Regions from separate parts of the Homo sapiens genome. Here regions 1 and 3 are each linked to region 2. The links are chromatin loops, found by intact Hi-C in ENCODE. Cell type or tissue: Panc1. All regions are shown on one strand. Links, peaks and the distances in the headings refer to the core of each region. The heading gives the core; the rest is flanking DNA.

The links. Hi-C counts contacts between places; a loop is a spot of excess contacts. Peaks named below come from ENCODE experiments on the same cell type or tissue, not always from the same donor. Only the 100,000 strongest peaks of a DNase experiment are listed, where the experiment ranks them.
Region 1: a loop joins it to region 2, with 25 times the contacts of the local background. A loop is called at or near these places in 15 of 110 quality-filtered maps.
Region 3: a loop joins it to region 2, with 14 times the contacts of the local background. A loop is called at or near these places in 93 of 110 quality-filtered maps.

What each region holds. Positions count from the first base shown.
Region 1 is chr11:71,077,269-71,082,673 of GRCh38, forward strand. All of the region lies in intron 8 of SHANK2 (SH3 and multiple ankyrin repeat domains 2), which reads right to left. Among named protein-coding and RNA genes, the nearest start is that of SHANK2, 170 kb to the right of the region's middle. In Panc1, for the core only: a CTCF peak has its summit at 3,166 (motif pointing left); a DNase peak (open chromatin) is centred at 3,183.
Region 2 is chr11:70,465,094-70,470,498 of GRCh38, forward strand. It overlaps SHANK2 (SH3 and multiple ankyrin repeat domains 2), which reads right to left. Exons shown (of 26, transcript NM_012309.5): 26 at 2,761-5,405. Among named protein-coding and RNA genes, the nearest start is that of CTTN, 69 kb to the left of the region's middle. RefSeq lists an enhancer at 5,147-5,356. In Panc1, for the core only: CTCF peaks have their summits at 2,571 (motif pointing right) and 2,859; a DNase peak (open chromatin) is centred at 2,588; H3K27ac peaks cover 289 bases.
Region 3 is chr11:70,753,015-70,758,419 of GRCh38, forward strand. The region is part of intron 14 of SHANK2 (SH3 and multiple ankyrin repeat domains 2); the gene reads right to left. Among named protein-coding and RNA genes, the nearest start is that of SHANK2-AS3, 110 kb to the right of the region's middle. RefSeq lists an enhancer at 2,932-2,981. In Panc1, for the core only: CTCF peaks have their summits at 2,685 (motif pointing left) and 2,954; a DNase peak (open chromatin) is centred at 2,637.

The DNA.
Region 1 (5,405 bases), core at 112-5,111, 610 kb after region 2:
CTAATGTTAGCATAAAAACACTGAACAATTAATCCACACTCATTATTCCCCTTCCCCCGGTTAATCTGAATTTATGAGCTTGTAAGTTCCATCAGTCAGATGGCACCAGAGCACTCTTCCCTTGCAAGGGCAAAATAGGCTCAATGGGAAGAGATGAAACGGAACCGCTGACTCCGGGTGGATGTCTCGTAGGCGTGTTCCCAAGAGCATGCTTCCATTTTCCACTTTTCCCACATCCATTGTTTTATAACACACAAACCCGGGAAATACAGAAAAGGGCTGAACAAAAACCAAAAGTCACCCAGAATCCCACAGTCTTAGCACTAGCAGTAATTTTTTTTTTTTAAGTGTCATTTCGGCTAGTCTCTTCTTTCTGTTTTAACCCCTGGTGGTTGAGGCACGGAGCTCACACCTGCTGAGGAAGATGCAGCTGCCATGCAGGGGGGTGAGGGGGATCCAAGCCAGGTGGTGGGCAGAAGGGTCCACAGACGGCTGCACGCAGGGCTCTGCACACACAAGGACACTCAGGAAAGGGAATGGGAGCTGGGCTCTCACTGTCAAGGAAGTTACAAATACAGTACAGGAGAAAACTAGAATATGCCTTGTGGTGTTGGCTTGGAATGGGAGTATCAGTAGAAACTCACGGTTCCTAATATAGAGACTAATAAAAATGAAAATGTGGATGCCTGTGTGTCTACCCATCCCTAACTCTGCCTACTGAGAGGGTGCAGGACCAGCAACAGCCCAGCAGCCATCAGCACCCCAAGCACCTGCACCTTGGCTTCTAAATACCACTCCACACTAAAAAGAATCAGGCTCCTTGGAGAAGCAGCTGATTCCTGAGGCAAGGAAAGAGCAAGGTGAGCTTGAAATATCTTGTTGTGCCAGAAATAAAGGAAATGGTAAAAAAAAAAAAAAAATCAATGGGGCTGTGTCCCAAGGACACAGGAGCCATCCTGAAGGGACACCCACTGGCTAAAACTGGGATAATAATAACAGATTATTACCTCCTGAATAAAGAGAACTCTGCAAGTCTGCCTTGTTGTAAATATATGAATAAATAAACAAGAAGAGAAAGCTTTTCTTTACAACAGCAAGCCAACTAATAATGTAGAAGCAATGGTAGGATTAAAAAAAAATCTCCATTTAGCAACCATAATAGCATTAATTCTGGCAAGAAAGGCCAATGGATGCCAAAACTGTCAGGTGAAAGGGGTATGAGAAAACAGATTTTTGCATAGCCTCAAAGATCACCAAACAAGATCTATTAATTACAAAGGAGCAAAGTAAGGCAGGAGGTGGGACTCAGGAAGCGGGACTCAGACACCGGACCAAACTGAGGACTAGCTAAAACAGGGCGGGGCAGAAGCAGCTTTCCATAAGACACGCCCATCAGTGTGCCACATCAGTTTACTGTTGCCATGGCAACACCCAGAAGTTACCACCCCTTTCCCTGGCAATGGCCTGACGACTCAGAAGTTACCACCCTTTTCCTAGCAATTCCTGCAGAACCTGCCCCATAATTTGCATGTAATTAAAAGTGGGTATAAATGTGAGTGCAGCCCGGCCTCTGAGCTGCTGCTTTGGGTACACTGCCTCTGGGGCAGCCCTGCTCTGCAAGGAGCAGTCTCTGCTGCTGTTCACAGCTGCTTCAATAAAGGTTTTGCCAACATCACCATCCTGCCCTTGAATTCTTTCCTGGGTGGAGCCAAGAGCCCTCCTGGGCTAAGCCCCCATTTTTGGGCTCACCTGCCCTGCATCAAAAGAGGAGAAACCCAACAGACCCCACCTGACTAGGTGGTCGGTGTGACCTCCACAATGAGTACCAGGCGAATGGTCCCCATGTATCCCCGTGAAGGTGTGATGCTGACAGCACAGCATCCTTTCTAAGGCATTCCTGCCAAATGCATATGCTGGATCCCATCACGAGCAAACACTGAGCAAACCCAACAAAATGACCGCCCCAAAATCTTCAAAACAGTCACAGCCATAGGAATTAAGGGAAGCCCGAGGGAGTCTCCCAGATGGAAAGGCTCCAGGCAGGTCCCAGGCTGGATCCTCTTCTATCAGGGATGTTACTGGGACACCGTCACCACTCAAATGTGCTCTCCGCGTGGAGGGCATATGGGAGTTCCTTGTACTATTCTTGCAACTATTCTATAAGCTGGAAATGGAAACAGTAATTTACAATTTTAAAAAGAAAGTTAATAGGCCAGGTGTGGTGGCTCATGCCTGTAATCCCAGCACTTTGGGAGGCCGAGGCGGGCGGATCACGAGGTCAGGAGATCGAGACCATCCTGGCTAACACAGTGAAACCCCGTCTCTACTAAAAATACAAAAAATTAGCCGGGTGTGGTGGCGGGTGCCTGTAGTCCCAGCTACTTGGGAGGCTGAGGCGGGAGAATGGCGTGAACCCGGGAGGCGGAGCTTGCAGTGAGCCAAGATCACGCCACTGCACTCCAGCCTGGGAGACAGAGTGAGACTCCGAGAAAAGAGAGAAAGAAAGAGAGAGTAAGAAAGAGAGAGAAGAGAGAGAGAGAAAGAAAAAGAGAAAGGGAAAGGGAAAGGGAGGGGAAGGAAGGGGAGGGGAAGGGAGGGGAGGGGAAGGGAGGGGAGGGGAGGGGAAGGAAGGGGAGGGGAGGGGAAGGAAGGGGAGGGAAGGAGAGGAGAGGGAAGTGGGGAAGGAGGGAAAGAAGGAAAGAAAGAACGAACTCGCTTGACACAAAGATACTGAAAGCTACCAAAGTGTTAAAAGAAGGAATTCATCCTCCCACAAGAGAAGCAACACTAACCTCCTTTTCTTATTTTGAAAAGGGTGTCTGGTCTCTGGCTGTTGAGACAGCTGAGAGGGTGATAGGAGGGTGGAGAGTAATGGGATGAAAGGCAAAACACTGCCCTTGACACCTGCACCCCGTACCCACTCTCCTGAGGTGCTTTTTGGAAAATGCATGTGTGGGAGGCTCCACCCATGTCTGCTGCCTCTGAATCTCCTGCTGAGGCCTGGGCAGGGGCACCTGGAGATGGCTCCCCTCGAGACTGTTTGCCCCAGCGATGCCTAGCGTCCCACCCGCCCTGTGCAACCACAAGACTTGGTGTGAATTAGAAAAAAGGGTGCTCCTTCCTTCAAGCCATTTAACGCCACCTGCTGGACACTGGTGATACATCTACAGGACCTAAAACTATGGCAAGAGGAACGGCGCCACCTGGGGTTGTGCAATGCCCAGCACAGCAACCAGAGCAGCGGGGAGGTCACTGCACTGCAGGGGAGCAGCACAGGTCGGCTGAGACGAACCCCCTATCACTTCTGCTTGGCTCTGTGCCCCAAACAAAATTGTTCCCAACCACACTTAGGCATTTCTCCCAAAACATATGCCTTGTGACATGAGGTAGAGACACCACAGCCCACACAACAAAGAGTCACATCATTTCGGCTCTCACTGGGTCAGGAAGTGGGCTGCCCGTCAGTAGAGAAACAACGTCTCGTCCAAACACAAGCAAATCCCCCTCGCATGGCCTGAGCCACCAGCTGCTCCGTGGCCCCGCATACCACGGTTTTCAAAGGCTGGCTGTGGTCTTCCTGCTGGCCCAGTAGTCAAGGAGGCCAATGCACCTGAATGAATGCAGGAACACGGGCAGCGGACGGGCTGTGATGCAAACCAGAAAGTGGCTAGTTCAGTTTTGTTGGTGTTGCGGGCTGAATTGCATCCCTGCAGCATTCATGCGTTGGAGTCCCCACCCCCAGTACCTCCGCATGGGGCTGTATGTGAAGAGGGTCTTTCGAGAGGTGATTAAGTTAAAATGAGGCCATTAGGGGGCCCCTAATCCCATCTGGCCTGGCTGGTATCCTTATAAGAAGAGGAGCTGGGGACACAGACACACAGAGGGACGACCCTGTGAAGATGCAGAGAAAAGGCGGTGTCTGCAAGCCAAGGAGAGAGGACTCAGGAGGAACCAGCCCTGCGACGCCTTCGTTTGGGACTCCAGCCTCCAGAACTGTGAGATAATGAATGTCTATTGTTTGAGGAACTTTGCAGTGGCAGCCCTATGCAGCAAACACAATCACTTTGGGTCTACTAATGTGTGCTGTTCAGCCTGAAATGATCACAGACAAAAGACATCATGCTATAATTCCAAAAGGAGAGATGACTGGCATTCCCACATAAAGCTGCGGCCCTTGCCCACCTTCCCCATGGAGCCCATCACTCTCATAACATGATTTTTGGAAAGATGAGGTCTCTTAAAGATGTCACCTATGTCAGGAGGGCAGGATAGAGGACCTGCCAAAGTGCAGAGGGTGGGGTGCTGGTCTCGGGGTCTTCACCCATCCCCTCTCCTGTTCCCCGCATGTCCCTGAAGAGTCAGGGCTGACTGGGAAGGCAGGTACTCAAGGGTCCTCATTCCCTCTGGAGGCTCAGAGAGAGAGGATGCCTCTCTTCCTTCTCCAAACAGAACCTTGCCAGGCCAGAGGGGCTCAGAATATGGAACTGACCTCCCAGGTCAATTCAGAGCTGATCCCCTGAAAGCACAGCTCACTGTTGCGGCTCCAGACACGGGGGCCACAGAGGCTCGGCCGCTCGTGCCCAGGGGCAGACCCTGAGCCCCAGGTCCAGAGTGACACGGGGAAGGGCTCCCGTGCTCTGGTCCTGCCACCTGGCAGGGACCCCACACTCTCACACCCTGGAGGTGCTCATCTGGAAAGGTGCAGTACCTGCCAGCACCCACGTCCCACAGTGAGGCTCGGTCCCAGTTCCAAGGCTGCCAAGCACATGCCAGCACAAAGGGCCAGAACCCTGTTCACAATGTCCCCCCGGAGCCAATGCATGCCAGCTGCCCAGATCTGAGGGTCACCTGCCAGCACCACAGCCTGGTTCCAACACTGCTCCCACGTCCCCTGGCCAGAATGAGCCACTCCTGGCTGGCACTGTGGAGCTCCTGGGCTCTCCACCTGGCTGCTGTTCACGCTGGCCCTTCCTGTGCTACCTGGCATTGTGCTTACCGTGACCAAGCCCAGGCTTGGACACCGCGGTCACTGCGGTGCCTGAACAGTGGTCATCTCAGTGCCTAGGCAATGGTCATCTTGGGGCCTGGACACAGCAATCACCTCGATACCTAGATGGACAGTGATCGCCTCAGCACCTGGACACGGTGGGTACCACAGTACACTAGAAAAACCTCAATCTGAAGGAAGACCACAACCCATGTGGCTCCATCCCATTCTAAATGCTAACTTTCCAGTCAAGCATTGACTCCCATCTCTACCAGGCAGCTCACGCTGGGCTGTACACAGTCCCACCCTGGCAGGAAGGTAACCAGAAAGCTTGGACCCAGAACGACATAACGTGGGGCTCCAGCAAAGAACCTCCCACAGGCCTGGGAGGATCAGGGGCCTGTCCCCTCGCCGTGGG
Region 2 (5,405 bases), core at 166-5,165:
GAGGTGGCACTGTGGCTGGAGCCAGGTGAGCAGGGAGGAAGCCCGAAGAGGAGGGTGGGTGGGGCCAGATGGCTCTGGACCTGGTGGGCAGAGTGGCAGAGCTGAGGTCAGTGTGGCCGTCTCTGTGTCGCTGCTATGAATGCACAGGTGGCTTGTGTTTCCTGCTATTTCTAGACCTCTCTTTTTGTGGTCTCCTTCCTTCCCACCACACTCTCCACTTAGCCCTCCTGGGGCCTACCGGAGAAAGCTGGTCCCATGCCTATTGGCGAGGGAGGCTGGTCTTTCCCAGCAAGCATGCTGGGTGTTAAAGGTCTCAGGCTGTGTGGTTTTCCCTGGAGCCTCGATGTCTCTATCGGGCACCTTGTATAAACTCCCACTTGTGAAGATGGAGCGTTTCTTAGCTCTCCCAGGTGGCTCCAAGGCCAGGAGGGCAGCTGGCCATGCCCTTGGCGTTAAGTGGAGCTTCACAGCTGCATGGGGCTGGCAAGCCATTTCCAGGCTCACTCGGGAGCCATGAGACCCCCATCTCATTCTTCATTAGCTCCGCCTTTCTCTTCTGCCAATGGGGGTGACAGTGGAAGGAGAGGAAAGGGCTGCCCCAGTTCTGACTGGCAGAGGGAGGCCGTGGGCTGTGGGAGAAAACACATCATCATCGTGGGGGGCTAGGAGCTCTGTCATATGGTGGTTGTAAGCAACAGAAATGGGCTCTGGCTGGCTGAGGCCACAGAGGTGTGTGTTGGGAGGGCTCTGGGCAGTTCACAGCCACAAGAGGAAGGCTTCATGGAGGACCTGGGAAGGACTGGCCTCGGGCAACTCTGCCCCCATGGTGAGGGCCCACAGTCTGGGGATAACTTGTGTAGGTGCCTGGAGGCCATGGGCAATGGCAACTGGTTCTCCAAGCCTCGGTGTCCTCGTGAGAAAAGGAGATAGTCACCTCAGTGATGCTTAACCTCATAGGATTCTTGTGGGAATTAAAGCAGATCCATGTGTCACATGCCCTCTAAGCCAAGGGGACTTTACAAATGTTGGGTCCTTTCTCTGAGAAACAGGGGTTTCTAGGTCTTGGTTCTCCTGATCCCAGTGGAGTGAATTAAGGTAACCAGATTGCCACTGAATTCGGTCTTCGTTTTCCACAACCCTGAGGTGATTCAGCTGGTAGGGACTCCCCCCTTGCCCCGCCTCCTGAATTCTTAGCCCTGCACATATGACGTCAGATGGGGCAGGGAGAGGAAGCACCCTGTGGGTGGAGCAGATTCGGAGCCAGCGATGGTTCCCAAGGCCCCGGGCTGGGTTCTGTCACCTGTAGATAGACTTGGGAAGCTGCACAGCAACCTCTGCTTCTCCACTTGCTGTGGACCTTGGCAAGACTTAGTTTCCTCATCTGGGAAATAGGGCTTTAGTTGTTACCTCACAGGGCTTTTAGCCACGTGGTGGGTGCAGTGATCTGAACGGTGCCCGTCCCAGATAGCACTAGGTAGACTGAGTGCTGTTTCCAACCTGTACCGCCTCTTGGGTATACACACAGAATGCTTGTGCTTGTGGCCACCTCTGCAGGGCTGCAGGGGCTATGTGTTTTTCCCACTCCCCGGGTTCTGGGGTTTGGAGAACACGCTTAATTCTGTTTTTGCAGTCATCTTGGGCAGAGATGACTACAGTTGGGCAATGGCAGGATGGCTTGCCTTCCAGGAGCACCGCGTCAGAGGGGCCGGCCCCCAGATGCAGGTGGCTGGTGAGGGGTCTCCACACTCTGTCCTGTGAACTGGGCCATTTCCGTGGTCCCTACCTCATGGGGGCCTAGGGCCTGGCTGCCAGGTCTTACCCAGTGGCTGTGAGCAGTGCCAGGGCCCCTCCTCTGGCTCTCAGACACATGCTTCATACTTGGAGCGGAGGTAGCAGCACATGTGGAGCAGGGTGACCAAGAAGCTTTGGCCACATCTCCCTGAGCACCCTGCAGGTTCTTGGATTATTGGCTGCATTGTTGCCTGAAACTACACAGTCTGAATTCCAGTGGACTCTTCTGGCTGGTAAATAGCCACACCGATAATAGTCTGTGAGCTGAGCAGGCACAGTGGGGAGTTCTGGATCTGAGTAGCTCCTCACTCCCTGGAGAGATGTGTGTGGCAGGACAGCCTGTGGCAGTGCTCTGCCTCCAGAACTTCTGCGGCCTGTTTGCGGGGGGGCCCCCGAGAAGATGGGGCTGCTGCCGCTCCCATCTGTCCGGAATCCCACAAACGCTCACTATTGCTGTGGCTATTCTGGTCCCACAGGCAGATGGCAGCCCTAATATGCTCACTACACCGCAGGCTCATCCTCTAGAAAGGCAGAGGCTGCTCAGGGAAGCTTCGCACTTAAAGCAAATGGAGCATGACAGCATTGAGACAAGAATTACACTGATGTACTTCTCACATCGTTTTTTTGTCGAAAGAAAAACACACATGTTGCCACTTTCACTTGTGAAAAATGGAAACAGTTTTCCTGCAATGAGTGGCCTCAATCACTAAAAATGAATTTGTGTATATTTATAACAAAACGTCGAAATGATTGATATTGATGGCTTCGTTAAGCATTACCAATGAGTACCACCGGGGGGCGGCACAGCACAAGGGGAGTAGGTCAGAGAGCCCAGGGCTCCTGTGGTTAAACTTTTCTCCTTTCCATGAAAATCCTCAAACACATTTTGTATTTTAATTAAATGAAAATACTGAAAATGATACAGTAGAGAGCACTTTTAATGGAAAATTAATTGATAACACAATCTTATTTCAATTTACTTTTTATTTTTAACTTAAACGACTGTGTATTTTCCACAGTCTTATGATGAGAAAGGCTCCAGAATCACGTGTAGGTGTCCTCAACATTTCATAGCTCGAACCGTCCTTTCTTTACGTTGTGCATTGATATGGGCTTCTCAGTTCAGAAAACAAGGCACTATAACTATTTTATCAGCTACATTAATACATTGAAGATATATTTATCCTTTCATGAAAGATACAGCATTTGAATACAATATGGTTTTATGCAGATCAGGTTCAAAACACCCAAGGCACACACTTTATTTTTTTTCCTTTTTTTTTTTCTTTTCTGTGTTTATTTGAAGGCTCGTATTAAAATTTCAAAATTGGCATGAACAAAGAGTTCCAGAGTGGAATCAATGGACAGGGATTGTTGTAATTTTGAACATAAAACGGTAAAGACTGTGGAATGTAGAACAAGTTACAGGAACGATAAACAAAATCACCAATACAGCATGGATTAGAAATCAAAGTGATGAGATCTGCGGAAGTCTGAGAAACAAGTTTGGAAATTCTCTGATTCCCCACAAAGCACGGGCAGTCCTGTCTGCATGCAGCTGCTGTGGTCACCCAGCCACTGTGGAATGTTCACCTACTTGCATGGGTTCATGGTTGTCTACAAATACAGAAACACATTCCAGTTCGCCAGTTATTAAAATGCCTCCAATTTCAAGTAAAAGAAAAAATCTTCCAATAATTTTCCTAGTAAGGTAAACGAATATATTCATCTAGGAAAAGTGGTCTGGAAGAAACCATTGGAAGCAAAGTCTAGGGGGGTGCCAAGGTTTGGGAGAAACTATTGGATGGTGAAGCGGGAGAGCTTGAGGGTGAACTACAAAAGATATGAGGACTGGAATTTTTCCTGAACGTGGAAGCATAGAGGCTGCTGCTCAACTGGGGAATGTGCCAAAGTAGAAGAAACTTTAGGAACTAAAGACAACAAGTTTTCACTGGTGAGGCCAAAGAAGAAGTTCAACGTTTAGGTTTAAAATATGCTTCCCTAAAGCGGAGGGATGGCCCATGTCTTCCTGGCTTAGTTCTTTGCCAATAGACACAAATTCTCTCTTGCTCCAAGCCTTAGCATGTGGTTTGCTTGTCAACCAGAGAGGCGGCCCAGTTCTGCCACTCCCTTGGCCTTATGGCTAGAAGACACCCTGCTGGGGTGTGGGGAGACTGGACCCTAAGGGAAGGGTCCGGATCTGGCTGGCCCTCCGCGGCACCGCTGCTTCCACCCAGAACAAAAGGAAAAGCCGAGCCTCAGCTCCACGCCTATAGCAGCGGTCACAGAAGCAGATTTTGACGTTTTGCATAATTCTGAAATAACATGCACGTATCCATTGATAAATTGAGAATAAGGAAATGGAACCAAGGCAGATTAGCTCAGTGACAGGAGCCTGTTTACTCGATGAGAGAGATTTTTCTGGTCAGTTTTAGAGAGGCAGAGCTGGCCACAATGCCTGAGATAATCTACATTAGATTGCAAGTCGGGCAGCTTTTTGTTTAATTCAGACAGTGTTCACTGTTTGTTTGCAATCAGAACCACAACCTTAGTGCAATAGTATATTTATTTTTTTACAGTAATTTTGGTTGCCATACAAGAGATTTAAGGATTGGGAGAAAGTGCAAATTACAGGAGCTTTTTTTTTTTTTTATAAAGTCTAAAAAGAATAAAAGCACAAAAGTAACAGCAACATAGATAATGCGAACACGTGTTGTTACACAAACTATAGTGTGAAACATATTAGTATTTAAAAAACAAAAAAAAATTGTTAATGGGAAAATCAATATTGTGGCCCACACACAAAAAGTCATTGCCAGATCAACTGGATAATGCTTGCTTGTTCAATAACTGAGAAAAAAATTTACCATTTTATTAACTAAAGTATCACAAATAATTCACTTTGTGATATGTAAAGTTCAGCAAATCAACAGTCACATTGAGTAATTTTTATATTATGTGAATTAACTTAAAATGTGCGCAGACACCCTGGAAAAGGTATCTTGGCAGGTATACATAATTTACATTTTGAGAGATTTGGGTTTTGTATACACAATATTACAGAAACTAGGCATGTAAATGCAGTTTATTTAAATTACAGTATGTAACAAAAGTTGATCTTAAAACCTGGAATAATATCAACATGATCTTTAGATGAGCAGTTTAACATTTGTTCCACCATTAAAGAGGGGCATGGAATAGGGCCTCGTCCTAACATGTCCCAAAGGGGGAGAACAGTGGGTGGTGATTTGAATGAGGAACTATTGCTTTCAGTACCAAAATAAGCAGATAGAGATAGAGACCGATTCATCTTGGCAACATGTGTTTATTTGTTGGTCAGTGCAGGTTCTGATAGGTCTATTACTTCTCTATAATAAGACAGTGTAAAAATAAACTATGTTATCAGCTCTTTAGTCTTGCAGCCAGCTTGCTTGTGGTTAGTGGCATGTGGCTTGGAGTATCTTTAAGAAAGGGAATAACATCTGGCCCTCACCAACTGGCTGCCAAAGTTCAACAAACCGAAGTCACGAGTTTCGACTGGTTATCGTCTGCCAGCGGTTTCCTTGACTCTCCTTTGAGCTAGTGTTTTGCCTGGCACTGAGCACAGAGGTAAT
Region 3 (5,405 bases), core at 87-5,086, 290 kb after region 2:
AGGCAGGAGAATCGCTTGAACCCAGGAGATGGAGGTTGCAGTGAGCCAAGATCATGCCACTGCACTCCAACCTGGGTAACAGAGTGAGATTCTGTCTCAAAACAAAACAAAACAAACAAACAACAAAACAAACATGAGGCAGAAACCAACAGAACTGTTAAAAAAAAAAAAACAAAAAACAAACAAAAAAAAACAAAATGGACAGCCACACGATGATACTGGAAAATTTCCACATTCCTACGTTCTCAGCAATCAACAACAGAGGACAAGTCAGCAAGGCTATAAACACTTAAAAATACCATCAAAAGGACCGAACTGACATTTAAAGAACACCGCACTCAACAATAACGAGCATAATATACATTCTTTTCAATGTCCACAGAATATTCGCCAAGATAGACCACAGCCTGAGTCAAAAAAATAGAAAAAGAACAAAATCAACTCAAAGCATGGAGAAGGAAGCAAATAACAAAATAAGGACAGCAATCAATAAGCTAAAAGCACAGGGAGAAAGGAGAAAACTTAATGAAGTTCAAAGGTAGTTCTTTCAAAAGATCAATAAAATTGATAAAAATTTTAGTAAGACTGACAAAGAAATAAAGACAGAAGACACAAATTACTAAAAGAGATGATATCACTACAGGGCTGACTTTAAACAGATAATGAGGGAATACTGTGACCAAGTCTAAGATAAATTTGACAATTTAGGTAAAATAAACTAATTCTCTAAAAGTTGCAAACTTCCAGAACTCACCTAGGAAGGAGATAAATTGTCTTACATCTATTAAAGATATTAAGTGTGTGTGTGTGTGTTTGAGACAGAGTCTCACTCAGTCACCCAGGCTGGAGTGCAGTGGTGCAATCTCAGCTCACTCCAAACTCTGCCTCCTGGGTTCAAGTGAGTCTCCTGCCTCAGCCTCCTCAGCAGCTAAGATTACAGGCGTGCACCACCATGCCTGACTAATTTTTGTATTATTAGTAGAGATGGGGTTTCACCACGTTGGCTAGGCTTGTCTTGAACTCCTGACCTCAAGTGATCCACCCACCTCGGCCTCCCGAAGTGCTGGGATTACAGGCGTGAGCCACTACGCCTGACAATTGTGTAGTTTAAAAAGCATCTGAAAAAGACTTCTTGACTCCAGTGATTTCGCTGGTGAATTTTGCCAATCATTTCAAGAAGCAGCAACACCAACTCTACACAATTCCTCCCAGAAAAGAGAAGTGGAGGGAACGCTTCCCAAATTAATTTATAAGGGCAGCATTATTCTGATACACAAACCAGACAAAGACAGCATAAGACATCAATACACCAACATCCCTCAGGAACATAGACACAGATCCTTAAAATATTAGGAAGTCAAATCCAGACATATATTAGTAGAAAGGGAATCATGAGCAAGTGTGCTTTATCCTGGGAGTGCAAGGCTGGTTCAATATTTGAAAAATTTATTGATGTAAGCCACCATATAAACAAACTAATGAAGAAAAACAGATAATCATAGCAACTGGTGCAGAAAAAGCCTTTGAGGAAATTCTACATAGGTGACAGCCTCCCCCCGGTGAGCTCGAGCAGAGCCCAGCCTGGAACTTGTGGCCCATGCCTTCCACATTTGGGTTCTGAGTAGCCTGGCAAAGGCAGCGGTAGGAGGAGGTGGAAATAAAGAGCTTTCTGGCCCCCATGGTCTCTGACATTACTTGAATACCATGGACCCATAAGAGTTAGTGGCGGGGCCTCAGTGGCAGGAGAGGGAGGACAAGGATGAAAAGTCCAGGTGTCTGGGCAATGCTGAACACCTTCCAGACAGCACGTTTCCAAGAAATGCTGACAAAACCGAAGAGCTGGGAAGTGCTGCTTCAAATATCTAGATTTAACACGGCCCCAGATGCAGAGAGACATCGATTACAGGGAGGCACCTGGGTCCCTAAGAAGATACTAATACAGCAATAATAACGGCTATGATTACAAAATAATAAGTAACGATACTAGTAAAAGCAAGATCCCAGAAGTACTTCGAAATGTCCCGCACAATTCCTATGTATGAAAACCCTGTTCATAATCTTTTTTTTTTTTTTCTGAGATGAAGTCTTGCTCTGTTGCCCAGGCTGGAGTGCAGTGGCGTGACCTCGGCTCACTGCAACCTCTGCTTCCCAGGTTCAAGTGATTCTCCTGACTTGGCCTCCCAAGTAACTGGGATTACAGGTGGCCACCACCACACTCAGCTAATTTTTGCATTTGTAGTAGAGACAGGGTTTCACCATGTTGGCCAGGCTGGTCTCGAACTCCTGACCTCAGGTGATCCACCTGCCTCGGCCTCCCAAAGCGCTGGGATTACAGGTGTGAGCCACTGCGCCCAGCGCGCAGGCAGCCTTCTTCCTGTGGGTGTCCACCCTCCAGGGGCTTCCTGCAGAAACTGTGTGCAGGGGTGCACTCCGGCCCCTCATCCCATCCCTGCCCTGTGAGCGTCCAACCTCTTGGCCTCTCTGGTGCCCTGTGGGCACCCGGGCAGAGCCAGTGGCTTTCCAGGCACGTCCCCAGCCCCGGCCCCGGCCTGCAGTGGTGGCAGTGGGACCACAGTGGAGATTCTGGGGACAAGGCCCAGCAGGTTCTCCTGGCAACCGGCCTTTCTCGTGCGGAAGGGACTCACTCCTGGAGGCCGCCCTCGGCTCCGCACCCCGCGGCTGCCATCTAGTGGCCACAAGCAGGGACGCCAGGCAGTGAGTCCGCTCCTACCAGGCGAGCGACAGGCCACAAGAGGGAAGACACCGCGCCAGCAGATTCCTGGAACGCCGCGGCTTCCGGAGGGGCCTCCCAGTGCTGGGGCCATCGTAGGGCCACTTTTGCATCACCCTCCGATTGTTGGAAATACAAGTTTATTTCCATCTTACAGGATGGCTTTCCGTTGCCCAGCTCTTGAATACCCAGCCCTCCCAGCTGTGCCTGTGCAGAAAGCCAAGCCTATGACTTAGCCGCTTCACCGAGCCCCGGACCCCACTGACGTCCTGGGGCCAAAGGCCTCTGTGATCTTGCGGAGATGGCTCTGCTGCTCTGAGCTCGTTTCCTCACTGGCCGCAGCGGGTTCAGGGTGACAGCTGCAGCCCCCGTGCGAGCAGGTGCAGGAGACATCCCCAGCTCCCCCAGAGGCAGGTTCCCAGAGCGAGGCAGAGAACCTTCCAGACTCCAGGCTGGAGGTCTCTCTTCCACCCTCCAGCCAGGGAAAGCTCCCTTCCTGAATGTCCAGGCTCTGATGGGAAAGATCCTTTACCTGAAAACGCTCAAATGCTGGCCTGGGTTCTCTGAGCCTTAGAGGCACATTTTCTGAAACAGGGATAATAAGGGTTCCAGGAGCACTCACTGATCCTGGGGGCTGGCCACGGTGCTGGGCCTAGGGATAGACAGGAGGTGAACCGGAGAAGAGCCCAGGTTAGCAGGTGAAGCCCCCACGCTGCCTGGCACAGAGCACACCCTCTCCCAGAACAGGCATTTGAATCCACCGCCGCCTGCACGCTCCTTCCCTCCAGCTGTGTGGGCAGGGGCTGTGGCTACCTCTCTAACTAGTCTCACAACCCCTGCTGCCCTCTCTGGGGTCCAGGCAGGTTCCATGGCATCATACTGGACCCTGCTTTCTGCCACTAGCAGGGGAAGACGGGGAGGCTTGGAGCTGCTGAGGGCAGGGCCTCGGCTGCACACTCTGGGGCACCAGGCAGCCCCACACCCCTATCATCTCAGTGGCCACGCAGCGTTGAACATATTCTGACATACGGAATTTTGCTTTGTAAGCTGCTTTGTCTTTCTGGGAACGTGTCCTCTAAGCTCACCTTTACACAGATCTGCAGCTTGTCTTATGTAGATCAGCACAGAATGTTACAAAAGAGAACGGATACATAGAGCAGACCCTGGGCTCAGACCCAGGCTCCAAACCTCCTGGGCCAACCACTCCACTTCCCCAGGTCCTTGCGCCCCCGTCTGCAAAATGGAGCACTAGCAGTTTCCATGATATTGGACGTTTGGCAAGGATTATGGAGGGGAGCCGTGTGAAGGTCAAAGGCTGGCAGGTAACAAATGCTTAATAAATGTGACTATTCTTATTTTTATTCCTCCATGCATCCCTTTAGTAGACAAGTATCTACTGAGCCCCTGCCCTGAGCAGGAGAGACAGGAAGCAGGAAGGTTAATAGCAGTGTTAGGAGCTGGACTCCTGGGTTTGAATCCCACCCAGCTTTGCCATTTATGAGCTGGCTGACCTTGAGCAAGGGGCTTACACTCTCTAGCCTCGGTTTCCTTATCTGTAAAAAGGGATAACAACCATATCAACCCATGCAGATAAGAGTGAGCATAGCAGGCCTGTGGCTGCTGCCCTGAGAAAGTCCTGCCCGCAGGGCTGGCCCCTAGCTGGCATCTGGGAGCTGAAATGTCCCCTACATGGAGAGGCCGGGACACCCAGCCCTGCGGCAGCAGCTCCCATGGCGTGTTGAGCCAACACTGTGGTGTATGCAAGCAAAACCCCAGCTTTCCTTCCAGAAGTCGGGAATTGTGGCACGTGCCAGGCTGAGGGTGCCTACGTGACAGGATTCCCAAGGGAGAAATATTTCACACATGTGGCTGCATTTTTTCCTAGTGGGTGGGGAATGTGCTGTGTCCCCTCAAGGAGAGAGGGAGGGGGCTTCAGTCTGCTCATGGATGCCTGCAGACTCCGCCTAAGCTGTGGCACTGTTATAAACCTTAGACAACAGGATGACTCTATATCGAGTCCTGCGAGTCCTTCCAGAGGACCCCAGAATGTGTGGGTGGGGTCCCCCGACACACCATCCCATAGGCCTGCATGAATGTCCCAGGGTTGCTACAACAAATGACCCCAGACCAGGAGGCCTGGACAACAGATGTTCATTCTCTCAGTTCTGGAGGCTGGAAGTCTGAGATCACGGTGTCTGTAGGATGGGCTCCTTCTGGAGGTGAGAGACAGAACTAGATGGATTTCCTAGGCAGACTAAGAATCCCTAAGCCCAGCTGGGAAGGTGACCGCATCCACCTTTAAACACGGGGCTTGCAACTTAGCTGACACCCAACCAATCAGATAGTAAAGAGAGCTCACTAAAATGCTAATTAGGCAAAAACAGGAGGTAAAGAAATAGCCAATCATCTATTGCCTGAAAGCACGGGGGAGGGACAATGATCGGGATGTAAACCCAGGCATTCCAGCCGGCAATGGCTACCCGCTTTGGGTCCCCTCCCGTTGTATGGGAGCTCTGTTTTCACTCTATTAAATCTTGCAACTGCACGCTCTTCTGGTCCGTGTTTGTTACGGCTCGAGGTGAGCTTTCGCTCGCCATCCACCACTGCTGTTCACCGCCATCCCAGACCCGCCGTTGACTTCCACCCCTCCGGATCTGGCAGAGTGTCCCCTGCA